Regions from separate parts of the Homo sapiens genome. Here region 2 is linked to region 1. Evidence: read pairs that join two places in POLR2A ChIA-PET (ENCODE). Cell type or tissue: OCI-LY7. All regions are shown on one strand. Each heading gives the region's core, and the rest is flanking DNA. Links, peaks and the distances in the headings are about the cores only. Region 1 has its middle 70 kb from the start of SPRED1. Region 2 has its middle 4.5 kb from the start of LINC01852.

Region 1 (5,391 bases), core at 140-5,139:
GATGCTAGGAAAGCCCTAGTCCCTTCTTGTTGATGTTCAAGTTTCTAATCCCTCCTCCCTCCATTTCCTCTATTGTTTGTTCACTGGCTCTTCTTAAATTTTCCATCCACTAAGCTTTTTACATGACTTTGTCCTGGGTTTCTTCCCTCAGAGAAGTTCTGTGTGTCCATGTGGATGAATAGTAAAGCTGTATCTTGGGCCCAATCTCTCGATTTGTCTGTAGCCTGATGTTTATAATAGCCGGCTAAACAAATGCTGCTAGATCTCCTCTTCTCACCTCTCCTTCTGTTAACGTCATCACTACTGTCTTTCTGTAAAGTTTAAGACCAGGTGGGTGCAGTGGTATATGCCTGTACTCCCAGCACTTCGGGAGGCTAAGGTAGGCAGGTCACTTGAGCCCAGGAGTTGAAGGCCAGCCTGGGCAACATAGGGAGACCCTGTCACAAAACAACAACAAAAAAAGGCACCACATTTTTCAACCCTCTTCATCCAGCCAACTGCCCTTTTGTTGCTCCCCATATTACTTTGATTAAACCTGTATAGGACAAAGAACTTTTTGCTTTGCTTTTCTTCATGCCTGGAACAGAGATCTCTTTGCTAGACAATCAGAATGTCCTGGAAACTTGTCTTCCTATTCCAAACCTTTTTTTTTTTATTTTTATTTTTTGAGACAGAGTCCTGCTCTGTCACCCAGACTGGAGTGCAGTGGCGTGATCTCAGCTCACTGCAACCTCCGCCTCATGGGTTCAAGTGATTGTCCTGCCTCCACCTCCTGAGTAGCTGGGACTACACAAATATGCCACAATGCTCAGCTAATATTTGTATTATTTTTTTAATTGCAGAATTTTTAAAAAATTATTATATTTTAAGTTCTGGGGTACATGTGCAGAACGTGCAGTTTTGTTACATAGGTTACACGTGCCATGGTGGTTTGCTGCATCCATCAACTCACCCATTACTGGGTATATACCCAAAGGATTATAATTTTTGTATTGTTAGTAGGGACGGGGTTTCACCATTTTGGCCAGGATGGTCTCGATCTCTTGACCTCGTGATCCGCCTGCCTCGGCCTCTCAAAGTGCTGGGATTACAGGCGTGAGCCACCACCCCCAGCCTCAAACTTTTCTTACACTTCAGAATACGCTTTCAGTAGTACCACATCTGTCTCAAGGCTTTCTTGACCCAGATCCTGCATTGCCTCTTCTTTGTCAATTGGATCAAATTTGAATTCTTCACCCAGCAGTCAATGCCTCCATGATATAGTCCAAATTATATTTCCAGCTTTATCTCCAAGCAGGCTTTTATGAATATCTGATATACTATAACATACATGTGCCATTCCTCAGATGCCAGGTTTATTGCCTAATTGCTTTTGCTTCTGTTTGTACCGCTAGAATGCATTATTCTATACGATATTGAATGCGCCCATTGCTACTTGTTGAGATCTTAGCCATCTTTAAAACTTCTTAAAAGTGAAACGGGGTGCGGTGGCTCAGGCCTGTAATCCCAGCACTTTGGGAGGCCGAGGCGGGCGGATCACGAGGTCAGGAGATCGTGACCATCCTGGCTAACACGGTGAAACCCCATCTCTACTAAAAATACAAAAAATTAGCCGGGTGTAGTGGCGGGTGCCTATAGTCCCAGCTACTAGGGAGGCTGAGGCAGGAGAATCGCTTGAACCCGGGAGGCGGAGGTTGCAGTGAGCCGAGATCGTGCCATTGCACTCCAGCCTGGGTGACAGAGTGAGATTCCGTCTCAAAAAAGAAAAAAAACTTCTTAAAGGTTTTATTCCATGAATCAGTTCAGGTCTCTCTAACCAGACTCTGTCTTTTCCCCCATTGATTTCCCAGAGCACTTTGTTTCAACCTCTTGCATGCCTGTGCTCTTATTCTTCCCTATATAATGATTACTTATTTCTCTCATCCACTTGTTAAACTTCAGTCTCCTTAGAGATGGTGCCTCTTCTTACTCATTTTGCGGACTTAACAGTGTATGTTGTTGTATCTTCTATATAAAGGGACCCAGCATCTATTCTCTCTTTCTCTTTAGTAACAGAACTCCCGTTTTTTTTTTTTTTTTTCCAGGATGATACTGTGCCCAGCTAAAAATACTTATTCTCCAAGCTCTCTTGCAGTCAGGTGGCCAAATGAGTCAGTTCTATACAAGGAGATGAAAGCTGAGGGTTTCTGACTTTCTAGATATAGGCACCACACCCCTTTCTGCTTTGCCCTTCTGCCTGGAACATGGACCTGAGTCTAGTCTTCTGGCCATTAGATAATAATCTTCAGGGTGAAGATCAACTCATCGATTCTTTCATTTAACAAATATTTACTGAATACATGCTATTGTGCCAGGCACTGTTGTGGTTGCTTTAAAAAGCAGCAGAGCAGAAGGATAGAATCTGAATCCCCGATGGCATCATTAAACATTGCAGCATCTTTAACTGTGTACCTCTGGACTTCATGAACCCCCTTCTCTTCAAGCTAATTTTACTCAGTTGTTTGATCATTTTCTGTTATTTTAAAGTTGAATGCATTTCTTATCCACACAATGCTGTTCTATTACTGATCTAAAGCCTGGAATTGTAAGTGAGACTGGCTCAGGTTTATTTTCCTCTTGAAATAATCGTGTGAATTTTCTCCTTTATTCTATTAGTTTTTGTTGATTTTCAAACGTTAACCAATCTTGCATTCTTGTAATAAACTTTACTGGATTTGAATGTATTTATTATCTGTTTGTGTGTATTAGTGGATTCAGTTTGCTAATATTTTGTTTGGGATTTTTGCATTATGTTCATGAGCAATACCGGCCTGTAATTTTCCTTCCTTGTAATGTTAATGTCAAGTTTGATATCAAGGTTATCCTGGCCTTACGAGTTGGGAAGCAGTTTTTCTTTCCATTATCAGGAAGAGTTTGAATAAGATTATTCTTAATTCTTTAAATAATTAAAAAAATTTACTGGCGAAGCCATTTGGGCTTGGAGCTTTCATTGTTTTAATTACGGATTCATTTTCTTTAAGAGATACAGGGCTATAAGAATTTCTATTGGAGGAGGGAAGAGATATTGGTCAAAGGATACTGAATTTCAGTTAGGAATAAATTAAACACTTCTAATGTATAAGATGGTGGCTATAGTTAATAACAATGTATTATATTCTTGACAATTGCTAAGAGAGTAGGTTTTAACTCTTCTCACTGTAAAAAATAAGTATATGAGATTATGCATATGTTATTTAGCTCAATTTAGCCACTCTACAATGTATTCATATATCAAAACATTTTGTTATATAAGACAAATATATATAATTTTTTGCCAATTAAAAACAAATAAAATTTTATTATTAAATTCATTTTTGGTAAGTTATGCTTTTCAATGAAATTGTTCATCTAAAATCAAATTTATTTATCTATTATCTTTTTAATGTCTATGGAATCTGCAATAAAGTCCCCCTTATTATATATGATATTAAAAATATATTCTCATTTTCTTGATTAATTTTTCTTGAAGTTTATCAGCTTTTACATTTGTTTTCAAATAACTATCTTTTGCCTTAATTTTCTCTAATATATATTTGCTTTCTATTTTATTGATTTCTACTCTTAATTTTTTTCTGTTTTTTAGGGTTTAGTTTTTTTTCCAGATTAGTTTCTTGAGATGGAAGCTTATATCCTTGATATTTAATCCTTCTTTGTTTCTAAAAGATGTACTCAAAGTAATATCTTTTCCTCTGAGTACTGCATTAGCTGCATAGAACAAATCATACATATTTTAATATTTTTGAAAATGACAAATGAAAAATTGTATATATTTATAATGTACAATGTGACATTGCACATTATACACGTTTTGATATATGTAGACATTGTGGAATGATTAAACCAAGTTAACTAATGTATCCAGCACTTAACATATTGATGTTTTGTGATGAAGACATTCATTACAATTTGTTATTGTTAACTCTAGTCACCATGCTGTACAATAGATCTCCTGAACTAACTCCTCTTGTCTAACTGAAACTTTATGCGCTTTGACCAACATCTCACCATCCCTCTAAAACTCCTCTCCCCAACCCCAGCCTCTGGTAATCGCCACTATTCTCCTTTCTGCTTCCATGAGTTTGATTTTTTTTTTTAATTCCACATATAAGTGAGAGCTTATAGTATCTATCTTTCTGTGCCTGGCTTATTTCACTTAACATAATGTCCTCCAGGTTCATCCATGTTGTCACAAATGACAGAATTTCCTTTTCTTAAGGCCAAATAATATACCATTGTGTATATATTTTCTTTATTCATTCATCTACTATTGGACACTTAGGTTGATTCCTTATCTTGGCTATTGTGAATAATACTGGAATGAACATGGGAGTGCAAATATCTCTTCAACATAACTGATTTCATTTCCTTTGGATATCCATACTCAGAAATAAAATTGCTGGATCATATGGTAATTCTATTTTTAATTTTTTGAGGAACTTCCATACTGTTTTCCATATGGCTATACTAATTTACTGTCTCATGAACAGTGTACAAGGGTTCCCTTTTCTGACCAACACTTGTTACCTTTTGTCTTTTTGATAAAAGCTATCCTTACAGGTGTGAGGTGGTATCTCATTGTGGTCCTAATTTGCATTTCTCTAATGATTAGTGATGTTGAGCATTTTTCATATACCTGTTGTCCTTTGACATTTTTTATTTTTTTGAGAAATATCTACTCAGGTCTTTTGCCCATTTTAAAATCAGGTTATTTGTTTTCTTGCTATTGAGTTGTTTGTGTTCTTTATACATTTTGGATATTAACTCCTTATCAGATGTGTTGTATGCAAATGTTTTCTCTCATTCCATAAATGGTCTCTTCACTCTGTTGATTGTTTCCTTTGCTGTGTGTGCAGAAGCATTTCAGTTTGATGCCATTCCCATTTGGCTACTTTTGTTTTCGTTGCCTGTGCTTTGGGGTCATTAATATGTCACATTTTTGCTATCATTTAGGTCAAAATATTTTCTTTCTCTCTCTTTTTCAGGGTTTCACTCTGTCATCCATGCTGGAGGGCAGTGGCATGATCATGGCTCACTGTAGCTTTGACCTCCCCAGGCTCAAACAATTCTTCCCCCTCAGCCTCCTTGGTAGCTGGGACTACGGGTGCACACCACCATGCCAGTCTAATATTTTTTGTAGAGATGTGGTTTCACCAGGTTGCCCAAGCTGGTCTTGAACTCCTGGGCTCAAGTGATCCACCCACCTCAGACTCCCAAAGTGTTGAGATTACTGGTGTGAGCCACTGTGCTCGGCCTCAATATATTTTCTAATTTCCATTATGATTTCTTATTTTATCCGTTTGTTATTTAGAAATATATTGCTTAATTTACAAATATTTTGGGATAGTCTAGTTA
Region 2 (5,391 bases), core at 217-5,216, 110 kb after region 1:
TCACATATTCTACCTTGCATTTTGGGTGTCAGGGAATCAGTAGCACCTTAAAAATAACTGCAACAGGATAAAGGGTGAGAGGAAAAAATAAACACTGTTGACAAATAGTTTATTAAGGAAGGAAGTAAAATGAAGCACACTGAACTAGTCATCTGCAGAATAAATATAGACAAGTACACTTCCAGAGATACACTAGAAAAAAAAAACTCCAACCCAAATACACTGAAAGGAGCCCAAGGATAGAGATAATAGCTAAGTGGGCTAAGATATTAGCTATTGTTTAGAAGGAAGAACCTCACATAGAAGGATAAATGTTGAAAATAGAACTGAGCATTACGTGGGGGAAGAAACCACTTTGACCAAAATATGTATATATATATAGCATTAGATGAGGCTCTTAACATTCTAAAGTGGTATGGGAAGGCAAACCATACTTTTTAAAGATGAATTTTCAAAGTGCATTAGAAAAGGAGTTACTACTTCTTATTACAGTTGCCAGGAACAGACAATTTAAAAGTTTAAGAAACAATTGTTTATCTAAATAAGTTTTGAATTGCTCTTTTTTTTCTGGGTAAAGGTACAGACATTCTTTGAGCCACAGGTCTAAAAGATTTTGTAATTGTTTATGTAATGTTTCCAACAGACATCAGCCCTCATGCTCCTTTAGACCAGCTTCAGCGAACCTTTTCCATAAAGGGCCAGAGAGTAAATATTTTAGGCTTTGCAGGCCATATGGCCTTTGTGGCAGCTCCCCAACTCTGTCACTGTGGCACAAAAATGGCCATAGAGAATACATAAGCGAATGTGTGTGGCTGCATTCCAATAAAACTTTATTTACAAAAACAGGTGGAAGGCTGCACTTGGCCCACGGCTGTAGTGTGCCAATCCCCGGCCCAGACCATAGGTTGCTTCCACGTGGTAAAATAATTGATTCCTGCTTTCTATTCTGTCCATCTTTTTTCTTATGACCATTTTCATTAAATTTGACCAAATTCTTTATGCTGTACTGATGTGATAAGTCACATTTGGGTTTTTATGTTTTCAGAAATGGCAGAGTTGAAGGTTTCTTTGATAGGCTTCTTCTATTCAGGAATGCTCTGTTTTAAGAAAACATAATATAGAAGACCCCAAATTTCAAAATAGTAAATAAAGGGGATGGTTATTCACCTAACAAGAATTTTCTTGCTTTGCAAAATAACTCCTTGAAGGGTTTCTCTAAAATGCTTCTGTCCTTCCCTGACACCACACTATTTATTTACAGACAATATCTTACTAAACAACATAGGAGGAAGCTGGGGAGAGAAAAACTGGCTAAATTATCAAAAAAGACTGTTAATTGAAGATCAACCTAATACAATGTATTTAAAGCAAAAATGCAATGAAAAGGAAAACAATATTTATGTACTTTTCAGACACACAATTACCATCTGAAAAAAGACAGTGGTATTTTCAGCTCTCTGCTTCCACTCCAGATTCCATGGCCACTTCGTTTATCAGTGCTAGTTTGGGTCCTGGTTCTGTGTGAAGTGAAATAATAAATATCTTGTATGTTAGCAACGATGGGCAGTCTACTGTTCACAGCAACAGGAAGTGTTCATTTTTAGATTGTAACATTATCTCTAAAAGATCAAGAATGGATAAAATAAGATTTGCTATTCAAGCTGACTAGACCCTGTATCCTGTAATTTCCTTTGACCACTAGAACTCTGCAGAAAGTTTCATATTTGAAAGACTTGAAAAAATTCATTGCAAAGGATTATTTCATTTTATTATTGTCTTTTCCACTCAAACATCTGTTTTTAGGAAACCAACATTAATTTTGATTAACTGAAGAAAAAAGCAAAGCAACTAATGCATGGAAAAAGTATTATTTCTATTAAGAAATATTTTCATTCTTTTGATTTTATCCATGTTTGGTGAACAGATGCACATTTGTGATAAACCAGTGAATTTTGAAAAAATAAATAATTTAAAATAAGTTAAAAGGAAATGTAACTAAAATCTCAAACACTTCAAAAAGAAAAGAAAAATATAATATTCTCCCTGGTAATGCTTCCCTTTTTCTTCATCAAACTAACTTATGGATAACGGGGTTTCTCTCGACTCAGTGATTTGCAGTGCATCTTTGTTTCTTACAACTTGGAAGTCGCATCATTTACGTAATGATCTTGAGGAAGAAAGAAAATGCAAAGGGAAGTATGAAATAGCTATAAATTTGTTTCCTTTTAGAGTAGACAAAAATTCGTAAATTCTAAATGATCTTTGTTATTTTTTAAAATTCCAGATTTACATAAGACAGGATCATACATCTAATGTCCTGCTAAAACCATGCAAGGTGAAAAGCTGGAAAAGATGAGCTCTTTATACGGGCAGAAACGTTGTGTTTCTGGTTGGTAGGGTAAAAATTCCAAGAGGAAAAGCTTGTACTAGTTAAATATGTGCTGAACGCCATCCCCTTCCATCGTCCCTGTCTTGTATCTTCAACTTCTACCTTGAAATCTTCCTCTCACTCTACAAACGTATTCACACCTCTCCCACTAGGGAAAATAGCCTCATGAATCCTGAATTCCAACTTAACCTGTTATCCTCCTGTCTTTTCTCTTTTCCTCTCAGCTAAGCTTCTTGAGAGAATAGTGTTTATTTCGTCTCCATTACCTTACCTCCTCAATTCACTGCATCTTTCATCCCCTAGCCTAGGAATTTTTTACTTAATTGCTAAATCTAGTGGGCCCTTTTAGTTTCCTTTTCTGTTAAGATAGAGGCATGCGTTGCCTTTTTTATTAAAATTTTCATATTGCCAGGCTTGATTCATTATTTGCATGTGTATCTCTTTCGGTAGAATGGGTGTCCCAGGAGGGCTGAGATGTTATTTAATTTGAAACCTTAAGATGAACACAATGCCTGGCCTATGAAGGTTCTTAATAAATGTTTCTTAAACAGGTTTTTCCCAATTGGACTGCAATGATTTTTAGAAATGCGCAAGTACCAGGGTATTTATACAAACTTGTATTCTTGTTGGTTTGTTTAAATCATGTGGCCTATCTTTCCACATGGTTTGGGTTTGAGGGGCTCGTTTCCTGTTTGTTTTAAAAGGTTTCTTGCTTTGAAACCATTTTGCTCTGAAACACCCCTGCGAGTTTAGTCCGCTCTCTCGGAGGAGGTCTGGGGCCTGCAGCGGGCCTCCCAGTCAGGTCTGGTGATGAAGCACGACATCGCATTGTTGGCTTAGCCGCCCGGGTGGTTGCCTGTTTGTGGGGAGAGGAAGTAGCTACATGAAAACCCTGGGGATGCCAAATGTGGCCTCTACATCCAGGCAACTGGGGCTGGCTCCAGTGCAACAATGGCCGGGTACTTCTGAAAGTGCAGCTGTGACACAGCTTTCCCAGCTCACATTCTCATCAGATGTGTCCTTTATGCAACTTTTTTTTTTTTACATCATTATAAACCAATCTCATCATATTCTAAAATTTTGGAAGATTCAAGAAAAAAACATTCCTATTATCTGCACACATTGATACTTTGAGGTTGTATTTGACATTCCTTTTTGCCAGCATTTAAAAAAAATTTGATTGTCATTGTAGGGTCCACTTTTTTCACTTACTGGATCATAAGCAGTCTGTTGCTATGTGGTTGTATAGTCATTTAAAATCAGGCCACTTTTATGCTACATTTTGTAAATAGGGAAATCTTGAGACATATATACCGTCCTGAACAATATTCCTGAAGAATTGAATTCCACTGTCGTCCATGAAACACAAAGGCCAGGTAATTCCCATAACTCCAGGTGATGCTGTTTCTCTTCAGCAGCTACTCCCTTTGTGTGGTCTTTCTACAAGTAGAGGTAAAGACACGGGTCAGGGTGCTTTTCTGGAGCAAAATTTGCACAATTTTACTGAGTGATTCCAGTCTCCGGAGACAATTATATACGCAGAGAGAGATTTTATGTACCAGAATATTTATTTTAGTGCTTCTTTTTATACGTATGATTTTTAAAAATTAGTAACAATCTACAATGCCCAACAATCGAGGAATGATCAGATAAGAATAGGATAGGATAATTTGAGTCTGAAGTTAAGCAGAAGTCAAAAAAGAGAGAAGTTGATCGGCATTTCTACACAGGTCAGTCAATGAACAAAGTATGTATCGTATTAACTCCAGATGAGCTTTGAATTGCTCAGAAAACACCAAAACAAAGGCAAGTTCGTTTGGGAAATATTGAGGAGAGGTTAAGAATCATTTCCATAAGACACAGCTGGGCAAATCTGATGTGAGAGAAAATGAAAATGTCAGTGATGTTTCCTGTCACTCCAGCATCTTTCCTACAGACTTTCTTAGTTCTGTGGTCAAAATTTGCTTTTGCTTTTATTTGAATATTTCCTGCTCCCTCCCACAATGATCTTCAAGTTGGGTATGCCAAAGCAGACCATTTTCCTTAAGACTTTATTTTCATTTTTTCCTCTTCTGGGATGGTGGAGCTCATAAGAAGCAAGAGAACGCCTTTGTAGCCTGGTGCAGCCAGAAGCTCTTGTTGAATCTTGTCATGACACGCATGACTCCTGAGATTACAGAGCCTTCCACATGAGAGCTGCTCTAAAGTCTCATGGACTAGCTATAAAATAGGAAGTTATAAAAAAGGACTGGTATTCGCCATTCATCGGAAGAAGAGCAGTGTTTATTGAGCGTCATGGTCATCACTAGGGCTGGTTACCATGCATTTTTAGTCCTTCTTGTCCCCTATTCTGGGCACAGGGCTGGAATTCATTTCCTGGACTTATCGTAGTTGAGGTGGTGTATTAGTTTTGACTAATGAGTTATGGGGGAAAAGTGATGTGTGTCAATTATAGGCTGCACATTTTATTAGCAGTATAATTAAGCACTGTCTTGTCCCCTTTGCCGTGACAACTAGCAAGGTTTGACACGATTGTTTACAGAGCATTGTTTAAAAGATAAAATCACAAGACCGCTCAGAATAGGGAGTGACTGAATTCACACTCTTTTGCTTTCTCAAAAGAGAGTTTCGGTGTGAAATTAGCAGGTCCTCACATGGCCTTCTTTCTTTCCAAGTGGGGTAGGATGAGGCAGATTCTCCCTCCTGTGGCCTTCAGGCATGCCATTGTAGCCCCTCCCTTGCTGAAACACAAAAACCTATGTCTTGGCTGGAGCTTTCCTGGCTTCCAAGTCTAGACCTCTGTGTCCAGTGTGTCCCCACGTGTTTGTGCCTCAAGTATCAGTGAAGCCTAGCGTGAAAGAGATCAGGCCCAGGAGTCACATTGTGTGACTTGGCCATTTAACATCTGTGTGACCTTGATAAAGTTAAAATTAACCCCTCTCAGCTTTGGTCTGTTTTCTGTAAAATGGGGGTAGTAATAGCATCTTCCTCATAGGCTATTG

The links. ChIA-PET counts read pairs that join two places held together with the same protein. Peaks named below come from ENCODE experiments on the same cell type or tissue, not always from the same donor. Only the 100,000 strongest peaks of a DNase experiment are listed, where the experiment ranks them.
Region 2: POLR2A ChIA-PET joins it to region 1 with 6 read pairs; 3 of 35 experiments call an interaction of 5 or more read pairs at or near these places.

What each region holds. Positions count from the first base shown.
Region 1 is chr15:38,179,879-38,185,269 of GRCh38, reverse strand. No RefSeq gene overlaps it. Among named protein-coding and RNA genes, the nearest start is that of SPRED1, 70 kb to the left of the region's middle. In OCI-LY7, for the core only: no CTCF peak of the experiment used is centred there; no DNase peak of the experiment used is centred there.
Region 2 is chr15:38,074,832-38,080,222 of GRCh38, reverse strand. No RefSeq gene overlaps it. Among named protein-coding and RNA genes, the nearest start is that of LINC01852, 4.5 kb to the right of the region's middle. In OCI-LY7, for the core only: no CTCF peak of the experiment used is centred there; DNase peaks (open chromatin) are centred at 3,212 and 4,552; H3K4me3 peaks cover 4,405 bases; H3K27ac peaks cover 4,932 bases.